Regions from separate parts of the Homo sapiens genome. Here region 2 is linked to region 1. Evidence: chromatin contacts called from ENCODE Hi-C or POLR2A ChIA-PET data. All regions are on one chromosome and are shown on one strand. The core of a region is the stretch at or near the end of the contact, and the rest is flanking DNA. Distances in the headings are between cores, read along the strand shown. Region 1 holds the start of SOWAHD (sosondowah ankyrin repeat domain family member D). Region 2 holds the start of NKAP (NFKB activating protein).

Evidence for each region. A loop is a pair of places that touch in the nucleus more often than their neighbours do. ChIA-PET counts read pairs that join two places held with the same protein, here RNA polymerase II (POLR2A). Pooled maps may share reads with other maps.
Region 2: a loop to region 1 is called in a pooled map, with 9 times the contacts of the local background. The contact joins the promoter of NKAP here to the promoter of SOWAHD in region 1. A Hi-C loop is called at or near these places in 1 of 37 single-sample maps with no recorded cell type and 8 of 50 pooled maps. POLR2A ChIA-PET finds 5 or more read pairs at or near these places in 4 of 52 experiments (BJ, OCI-LY7, WTC11 and 1 more).

Annotation. Positions count from the first base shown.
Region 1 is chrX:119,756,784-119,761,108 of GRCh38, forward strand. SOWAHD (sosondowah ankyrin repeat domain family member D) reads left to right here and starts at 1,805. Exons shown (of 1, transcript NM_001105576.3): 1 at 1,805-3,419. The coding sequence starts at 1,885. The coding sequence ends at 2,832. RefSeq lists silencers at 1,555-1,704, 1,815-2,114 and enhancers at 3,666-3,735, 3,746-3,815.
Region 2 is chrX:119,941,551-119,945,875 of GRCh38, forward strand. It overlaps NKAP (NFKB activating protein), which reads right to left and starts at 2,201. Exons shown (of 9, transcript NM_024528.4): 1 at 1,670-2,201. The coding sequence starts at 2,055. RefSeq lists an enhancer at 1,938-2,438.

The DNA of each region.
Region 1 (4,325 bases), core at 555-3,054:
AGCAAGGGGAGAGAGATGTAACACAAGGCAGTCTTGGGGCCAAAGAAGTAGCAGAAACACAGGGCTGGGGAAAGAGAGGGATCACTTTGGGCTGGGATAATCAGAGGAGGCTTGCTAGAGGTGGAAACTAAGCGCAACCTTGAAAGAAAAGAACTTCACTACATAGAAGCTCTTCCAGGCAGAGGAGTGTAAGTTATAGATACGCTCACGTTACAAGTCTATCCTTTTGGCTGGAATTTGGGGCTTGTATGTGATTTGCAGTTGATAAGCCAGGCTTGAATGCCAGTTCCTGTGTACCAGAACAAAGGCTATGGTGTCGCACAGACCTGCTCTGCCACTTCCTGCTGGGTGACCTTGAGCAAGTAGCCTAACCTCTCTGCAAACTGGGGACAGTAATGATTCCCAGCACTTGAGGTCACTGGGAGGATTAAAAGAGTTAACATATATAACGCAACAAGCACAGTGCCTGGCACATAGTAAATGTTCAAAACCAAATTACAAATGCATAAACTGTTCTGAAGGAAAGCTCTAGATATTTAGGACTTGTTCCAAATACGTGAGGGCCAAGGAAGAAAAGCTTCCGATACCTTCTATCACTGCTGCCACAGGTGGCCCCGAGGGAGTGGGCTGATTTGGCCTGAGCCTCCATCCCCCTTGGCCTAGACTGCTGGAACAGTCTTCCGACTTCCTGCCTCTGCACCTCCCAAATCACCTTTTTAACACAACCTCCATCATGGCTGTGTCTCTCCCCGGCTCAACAATCTTCTATGGCTCCCCGTTGCTCACTGACTGAGCTCCTTAAGATGCTGGGGGTGTGGAGGCAAGAACCACTATTTACTAAGGGAAGGGAAGAGCAAAGAGTACGCTGGTATTAGGAGTGAAAAAGAAAAAATATCCTTTTTTAAAAAGCCCCTAAGCTTTGAATTTGTAGAAAGCGGGGCCCTGGGGAGAGAGCAGGGATGCATCTCTAAAGAGAACAGGGCGCTCCTGCGGCGCCGGCTCAGATTCACCTGTAGCTGCTTCTCCAAGCCAACCTGGGAAAATTGACGGGAGGGAAGAGGGTGGAGAGCAGGACAGAGAGGGCGGTGCAGAAGGGGAATATCCCTCCTGAGTTCCCTGGAAGAGCGTCAGCCTGGACCCTGGTCTTGGGCTTCTCTGCTGGAATCCTGGGCAGCCCCGGGTGCTGCGGCGAGGGTCAAGGCCACACAAAGGGCAAGGCAGGCAGACGAGCCAGTCACATGGGGCAGTCGAGCTGCCTGCGTGAATGCTAGGCGCGGGACAATGGCAACTCCGGGACAAAGTGCAGGGAGACTCCTGAAGAGATAAGAGGGAAGGGCGAAGGAAGGGGGCGGGGAGCCAGAGCCTCGGAGCTCCAGGACCGCGCTTTGGGAGACCGTGGCTGGAAGCCGAGCTCGGCCCGCTGCGGAAGGGGCGCCCTCGCGCCTCTACACTCTAGCCCCGGCTGGGATGCTGAGAACCGCGGCTTCCAGGGCCGCAGGCGAGCTCCCAGCCAGTCCCCGCGCCCGCCCTTCGGTGCTGGAGGCGGGGCTGCCGAGCTCACCTGGCCGTTTGGGGTGGGACCGCCCGCGACCCGGGGGAGCTGCAGAGGCGGCGGTACCCAGGGAAGTGGAGCTGGGCTTGCCCTGGGGACTTGGCTGGAGCTCACACCCCTCCACGCCCCCCAAGGCCTGCGCGGGGGCCCTCCCCTAGCTCCCTCCCTCCTCCTCCTCCTCCTCCTCCTCCTCTCCTTTGCTCCCTCCCTCCGAACCCAATTGCTCAAGCAGCTTCCTTCCCCAACGCCAGCGCCAGTTCCTCTCCCGTTGGGGCCCGGGAAGGGCAGCTAACGCTGGACACTGGGACGGCCGCGGCGGCAGCTTCAAGACCATGGCCCAGCTCGGAGGGGCCGCGAACCGGGCACCCACGGCCTCTCTCGCGCCGACCTCGCAGAGCCTGCGGTGCGCCCCGCAGCCCCGCCCCTCGAGAGCGGACACTGGTAGCCTGGGCAGGTACTGGGGCAAAGCCGCAGCCGCCGCCTCCCGGGAGCACCCCTTCCCAGGCACGCTGATGCACTCTGCAGCGGGCTCAGGGCGCCGGCGGGGAGCGCTGCGGGAACTGCTGGGGCTGCAGCGGGCGGCTCCTGCGGGGTGGCTGTCGGAGGAGCGCGCCGAGGAGCTGGGCGGGCCGAGTGGGCCGGGCAGCAGCAGGCTGTGCCTGGAACCGCGGGAGCACGCGTGGATTCTGGCAGCCGCCGAGGGCCGCTATGAGGTGCTGCGGGAGCTGCTGGAGGCTGAGCCGGAGCTGCTGCTGCGGGGCGACCCGATCACCGGCTACTCGGTTCTGCACTGGCTGGCCAAGCACGGGCGCCACGAGGAGCTCATTCTGGTACACGATTTCGCCCTACGCCGGGGGCTGAGGCTCGACGTGAGCGCCCCAGGCAGCGGCGGCCTCACGCCCCTCCACCTGGCGGCCCTTCAGGGCCACGACATGGTCATCAAGGTGCTGGTGGGCGCCCTGGGTGCTGACGCTACGCGCCGCGACCACAGCGGCCACCGGGCCTGCCACTACCTGCGGCCCGACGCGCCTTGGAGGTTGCGGGAGCTGTCGGGAGCCGAGGAATGGGAGATGGAGAGCGGCAGCGGGTGCACCAACCTGAACAACAACAGCAGTGGCACCACTGCGTGGAGGGCCGCGAGCGCAGTGGGCGCGACGGCTGTGGAGACAAGCAGGAGAGTGGCAGCGTCGCGGACCAAGGCGAAGGACACCGCGGGCAGCCGGGTGGCGCAAATGCATAGCCTTTTCCGCCATCTGTTCCCCTCATTCCAGGACCGTTGACAGGGACAGAGACTGGAGAGCTAGGAGGGGCTGTGACACTGTGGCGATGGCTAGGTCCTGGGTTGTCCCGGGTTCCACCGAAGGAGAGGCGCCTTGGACGCTGCTTGGGCCTGCAAGGAACAGAACACGTCGGGGTCCGACTCAGGTACTTGTCTCAGGTCTCCTGTAACCACCGGCCTGGAGGACCCGGGGACTCGGGCACCACCTCACCAAGAGAGAGTGAAGGACCAAGCTGGCCTGGCTCCGAGTTCCAAAGCTACAGGACTAAGGAGTTGGGAGCAGGGAGCGTGGTCCTGCTTGGGAGAGGGCAAGTTAAGCTTCCAGGGGCCATTTCTGGGCAGGCCGACGCGCTGGGTTTATTAGGAAACATTCGCTAGAAGAATGAGTTAAGATTGTAAACCACCAATGCAGAGAAAACGCCTAACTCTGCCGGCCTCGCTCGGCCATTAATGGGTCTTGGGGTGCGGGTAGAGTCAGCCTCTGACAACCTCCTCCTGAGACGACCCAGCCTTACTGGTACTTTTTCTCATGTATCACAGGTTACTTCTTATGTATATTAAAGTGGAATATGTGTTCTTTTCACATGACAAGGCTGTCCTTTCAGTGTTTTCCCCCACCTCCCTTACTAACCACAAAGGAAGAAACTGCATATGTTTGCAGGGTAGAGGTCACCCAACCATGGCCGTGATGTTGTGCCCCCCGGGGCAGGCTCTGGGCCTCCTTCTCAGAACAAATGGCCAGAGCTGTGCACAGAAGAAGCTACTTCCACTTGGATCTGAGGAGAAACATACAGTTCACCTCTGTCCTGAGCTCTTTGATGGTCTGGCCTCAGGCACCAGCCTCATCCTAGAAGAGTTGTCATATAGGGGCCTTGGGTTGGGGGTAAAAGGCAAAAGTTTCCAAATTTACATTTCTGATATTTCCACGGTCAGTCATGTAATTTACCTTGATTTGTGGCCTCTAATGAGACACACCCACGGGCACTTTTTTTTTTCCAAGATGGGGCTTTCCTCAGTAGCATTTATTTATTTATTTTTGAAATGGAGTCTCACTCTGTCACCCAGACTGGAGTGCAGTGGCGCAATCTTGACTCATCGCAACCTCTGCCTCCCGGGTTCAAGCAATTCTCCTGCCTCAGCCTCCCAAATAGCTACAGGCACCCGCCACCACGCCCGGCTGATTTTTTTTTTTTTTTTTTTTTTTTGGTATTTTTAGTAGAGACGGGGTTTCACTATGTTGGCTGGGCTGGTCTCGAACTCCTGACCTAGTGATCCGCCTGCCTCAGCCTCCCAAAGTGCTGGGATTACAGGCATGAGCCACCACGCCCAGCCAGCAGCATTTATTTATTATTACTGTTTTTTGAGACAGAGTCTCACTCTGTCGCCCAGGCTGGAGTGCAATGGCGTGATCTAGGCTCACTGCAACCTCTGCCTCCTGGGTTCAAGCGATTCTCCTACCTCAGCCTCCCAAGTAGCTGGGATTACAGACGTGCA
Region 2 (4,325 bases), core at 951-3,450, 190 kb after region 1:
TAAAGGCTTCATACTCAGTCTGATTCTGGAGTTTGTCCTTTTCCTTTCTTTCTTCCTGTTCTTCTCTTTGTTTTTTTTTGTTTGTTTGTTTTTGAGACAGCATCTCCCTCTGTCACCCAAGCTGGAGTGCAGTGGTGAGATCATGGCTCATGGCAGCCTTGACCTCTCCAGCTCAAGTGATCCTCCCACTTCAGCATCCCCAGTACCTGAAATTACAAGCACATGCCACCACGCCCAGCTGATTTTTAAAACACTTTTTGTAGAGACAGGGTATCCCTATATTGCCTAGGCTGGTCTTGAACTCCTGGATTCAAGTGATCCTCCTGCCTTGGCCTCCTAAAGTGTTGGGATTACAGGCATGAGCCTCTGTGCCCAGCCAAAAAATGCATAGTTTTAAGGAGAAAGGAAAAGGCTCATAATTATTGCTGTGTAAGTCTTAATATCTTGTTTATTGTTAAATTATGTGTCAGGCACTGTACTAAGTTATTTACGTGCACTTATATGTTTAAAAAAATGAGAAACTTAGAAATATTACAGGCATTGAGAGGTAGGTTAAAGTTCCAACAGTTGGGAGATGTCTTGAGTCTTTTTCTTCCGGCAGTGGGAGGTAATAAAGTATAGTGATGAAAAGGACAGGCTCGGCAGGGCATGTGGGGTCATACCTGTAATCTCAGCACTTCCGGAGGCCAACGTGGGAGGATCACTTGAGCCCAGAAATTCGATACCAGCCTGGGCAACATGGTGAAACCCTGTCTCTACCAAAAAATACGAAAATAAGCCGGGTGTGGTGGTGCGCACCTATAGTCCCAGCTATGAGGGAGGCTGAGGTGGGAGGATCACTTGAGCCCAAGAAGGTGGAGGCTGCAGTGAGCCAAGATTGCACCACTGCACTCCAACCTGGGCGACAGAGCTAGACCCTGTCTCAAAAACAAAACAAAACAATCCCCAAGCTATGCATTTTTCCACTCCAATACTCACTTTGATTAGAGATCTAGTCTCATCCTGGCGTCATTTTTCGAGGTCAAGACTGAGACCACTTAACAAGACCTTCCTCAAAGTGGGGTCATCTATAGCTTATCAGATCACTTTTCCTACATGCATCTAATCGTCTTGTCTGAGGGGAAGGTTTATTTCCTCTCCAACTTAAACCCTTGATTTCATTCCTTCCTAATTCCCCACAAAACGTTTCTACATAAATATCCTGTTATCTCAGACCTGTAAGTTCCTTCATTCAACAAGCAATGGTTGAGCGCCTATAAAGTACCAGGCACTTAGAATTCTGTGATCAGAATTCTCCTCCGTTCACTGGCTCCTCCTTTCCATGAGCTCAGTCTAGTGGGGAATACAAATATATTCACGAATGATAATGACACAACCAGGTAAATGCTACAGTTCTGGTAGGTCTGAACTCTCGGCAATATTCGCTAACAAGACAGGAGGCGGAAGGGGGTAGCGGGAGACCAGGGCACTATATGAAGGGGCCTGAGGGTAAGGGAAAATGAAAAGGACGAATAAAGGGTTGTCGTGGGTGGATTAAAGAAAGGGATGAAAATGGGCGCAAGGCAAGCAGAGTGAGCGAAATGCGAATAGTCAGAAGCGGAATGAATGATAGATCGGACTCCAAAGGCACGTAGGCTCGTACAAGAGAAAGTGCGGCCGTCTCACTCACTTCTGCCGCAGGCTCTCCTCCCTCTCCTTGTCGAGGAGGCTAGGCCAAGGCTTGTCGCTCCCGTAGGGGCGCGAGTAGCTGCCGTAATAGACTGACGAGGAGGCAGAAGCGAAGGGGATGCCCCGGGGCGCAGAGGGCCGCTCTCTAGAACGCGACCGCGAGCGTGAGCGGTAGGACTGGTTTCGGGAGCCTTGGCTGAGGCCACCCAGCTGATGGGTGAGTCCATTCCGGTCCCCGGACCGAGAGCAAGAGTGCGAGCGAGAGCGGCGGCCCCGCGGGGAGCGGGCAGATTTGCTGGGCTTCGGACTCTTCGACGAACTGCGACGTCTTCCCCCCGAGCCCGAGGCCTCCCTATCCGGGCTGCGTGAGCCGGACACCGGAGCCATGGCTACTGGGGGGCCCCAGCAGCCGTGGGACAAGGGGGCGCTCTCGCGAGCCTAGGAAGATGTCTGTTGCCTTGGTTCCCGGGACCTGCCGCTGCGGAACAGCCCAAATCTGAGGAAACCTTGGACACAGTTCTGGGTACTTCTGCAAAACCCTTCCCCGGATCTAGGCGGTCGTCACCGACAGGAAGCGATGTGTGCATCAATATAAATAAGCCGGTGGGGCAACTAGATTGCGTGCATCCTTCCAGTTCCGAGTGAGGCTCCTCAAGTCTAAGCAAGAGACCAAGTTCTTTCTCAGCCTTGAACTTGAAACACTTGAAGGGAAGTATATATTTCAAACACAATATACAGTATACATTTCACTGAGTGGCCGTATGAACAAGACAGTTAATTCTGCTTGTGTTTCCTGTGCTTTCTGTGTGTATTTATATATAAATGTGTGTGTGTGTGTGTATGTCATGTATGAAAGTATGAATGTGTATTTTCTTTTTCTTTCCAATCCCAAGCAAATCGGGAGGGTTTTTCGCGACTGGGGATTAGCTATGGTGTCTAAGCCCCATATTGCCGTGTTAGCTTAGAGGGCGCAAATTTTGTTAATGACTCGCGCCTGATAAACTTCAATTAAGTTTCCCGCCTAGAGAAAAACTGCATACTTATCCCCTAGCCACCGTCTCCACCAATATGCCCCAGCAAAAGGAGGTTTTTTTTTTTTGAGACTGGAACTCACTCTGCTCACTCTGTCGCCCAGGATGGAGTACAGTGGCAAGATCTCAGCTCCCTGCAAACCTCCGCCTCCCCGGGCTCAAGCTATCCTCCCACCTCAGCCTCCTGAATAGCTGGGATTACAGGCGCATGCGACACCAAGCCTGGGTAGTTTTTTTTTTGAGGGGGGTCGGGGGAAACAGGGTTTCACCTTGTTGCCCAGGTGGTCTTGAACTCCTGGGCTCAAGCGATCCGCCAGCCTCGGCCTCCCAAAGTGCTAGGATTATAGGTGTGAGCCACTGCGTCTGGCTTGTATTTTTTTCCCCAAAAAGTGTCATTTTATTTTTTATTTTTTTATTTTTGAGACAAGGGCTCCCTCTGTCATCCAGGCTGGAGTGCAGTGGCTATCCTGGCTCACTGCAACCTCCGCCTCCCAGGTTCAAGTGATTCTCCTGCCTCAGCCTCCTGAGTAGCTGGGATTACAGACATGTGCCATCATGCACAGCTAATTTTTTATTATTTTTTAAATTTGTACAAATCTATGGGATACATGTGAAATTTTGTTACATGTATATAATGTGTAGTGATGACGTCAGGGTATTTAAGGTGTCCATTATCTGAGCACAATACATTTTTGTTAAGTGTACTCTCGGCCTGGTATGGTGGCTCACGTCTGTAATCCCAGCACTTTGGGAGGCAGAGGCGGGTGGATCACTTGAGGTCAGGAGTTTGAGACCAGCCTGGCCAACATGGCGAAACCCTGTCTCCACTAAAAATACAAAAATTAGCTGGGCCTGGTGGCACGTGCCTGTAATCTCAGCTACTAGGGTGGCTGAGGCACGAGAATCGCTTGAACCCGGGAGGCTGAGGTTGCAGTGAGCCGAGAGTGAGATTGCACCACTGCACTCCAGCCTGGGCAACAGAGTGAGACTGTGTTTCCAAAAAAAAATAGTGTACTCTCACTCTACCATGCTGTCAATATCAAACATTGAATTTGGGGCTGGGCATGGTGACTTACACCTGTAACTCCAGAAATTTGGGAGGCCGAGGCGGGCCAATCACTTGAGCCCAGGAGTTGGAGACCAGCCTGGGAAACATAGGGAGACCCTGTCTCTACAAAAAATTTAAAAATTTGGCGAGTGTGGTGGTGCATGCCAGCTACTCAGGAGACTGAGGTGGGAGGAACACTTACTTGAGCCCGGAAATCGAAGTTGCAGTGAGCCGTGATTGATCCACTGCACTCCATGGGCGACAGAGTGAGACACTGTCTTAAAACAACAACAAAAACCATTGAATTTATTTCTTCTATCTTACTGTATGTTTGTACCCTTTAACCTATTTCTCTTCATCCTTCTGCTTCCTCCCACATACCCTACCCAGCCTCTATTATCTATCCAGCAAAAGGAATTTGTAATCCCCTCTTTGTCCAGCTCCTTAAACTAGTCTCATTGTATGCCAGCCCAGCAATATAGAGTTAAGGATCAGTATTCCTATTCTTTTTTTTTTTTTTTTTTTTTTTTTACATGGAGTCTCGCTCTGTAAGCAGGCTGGAGTGCAGTGGCGTGATC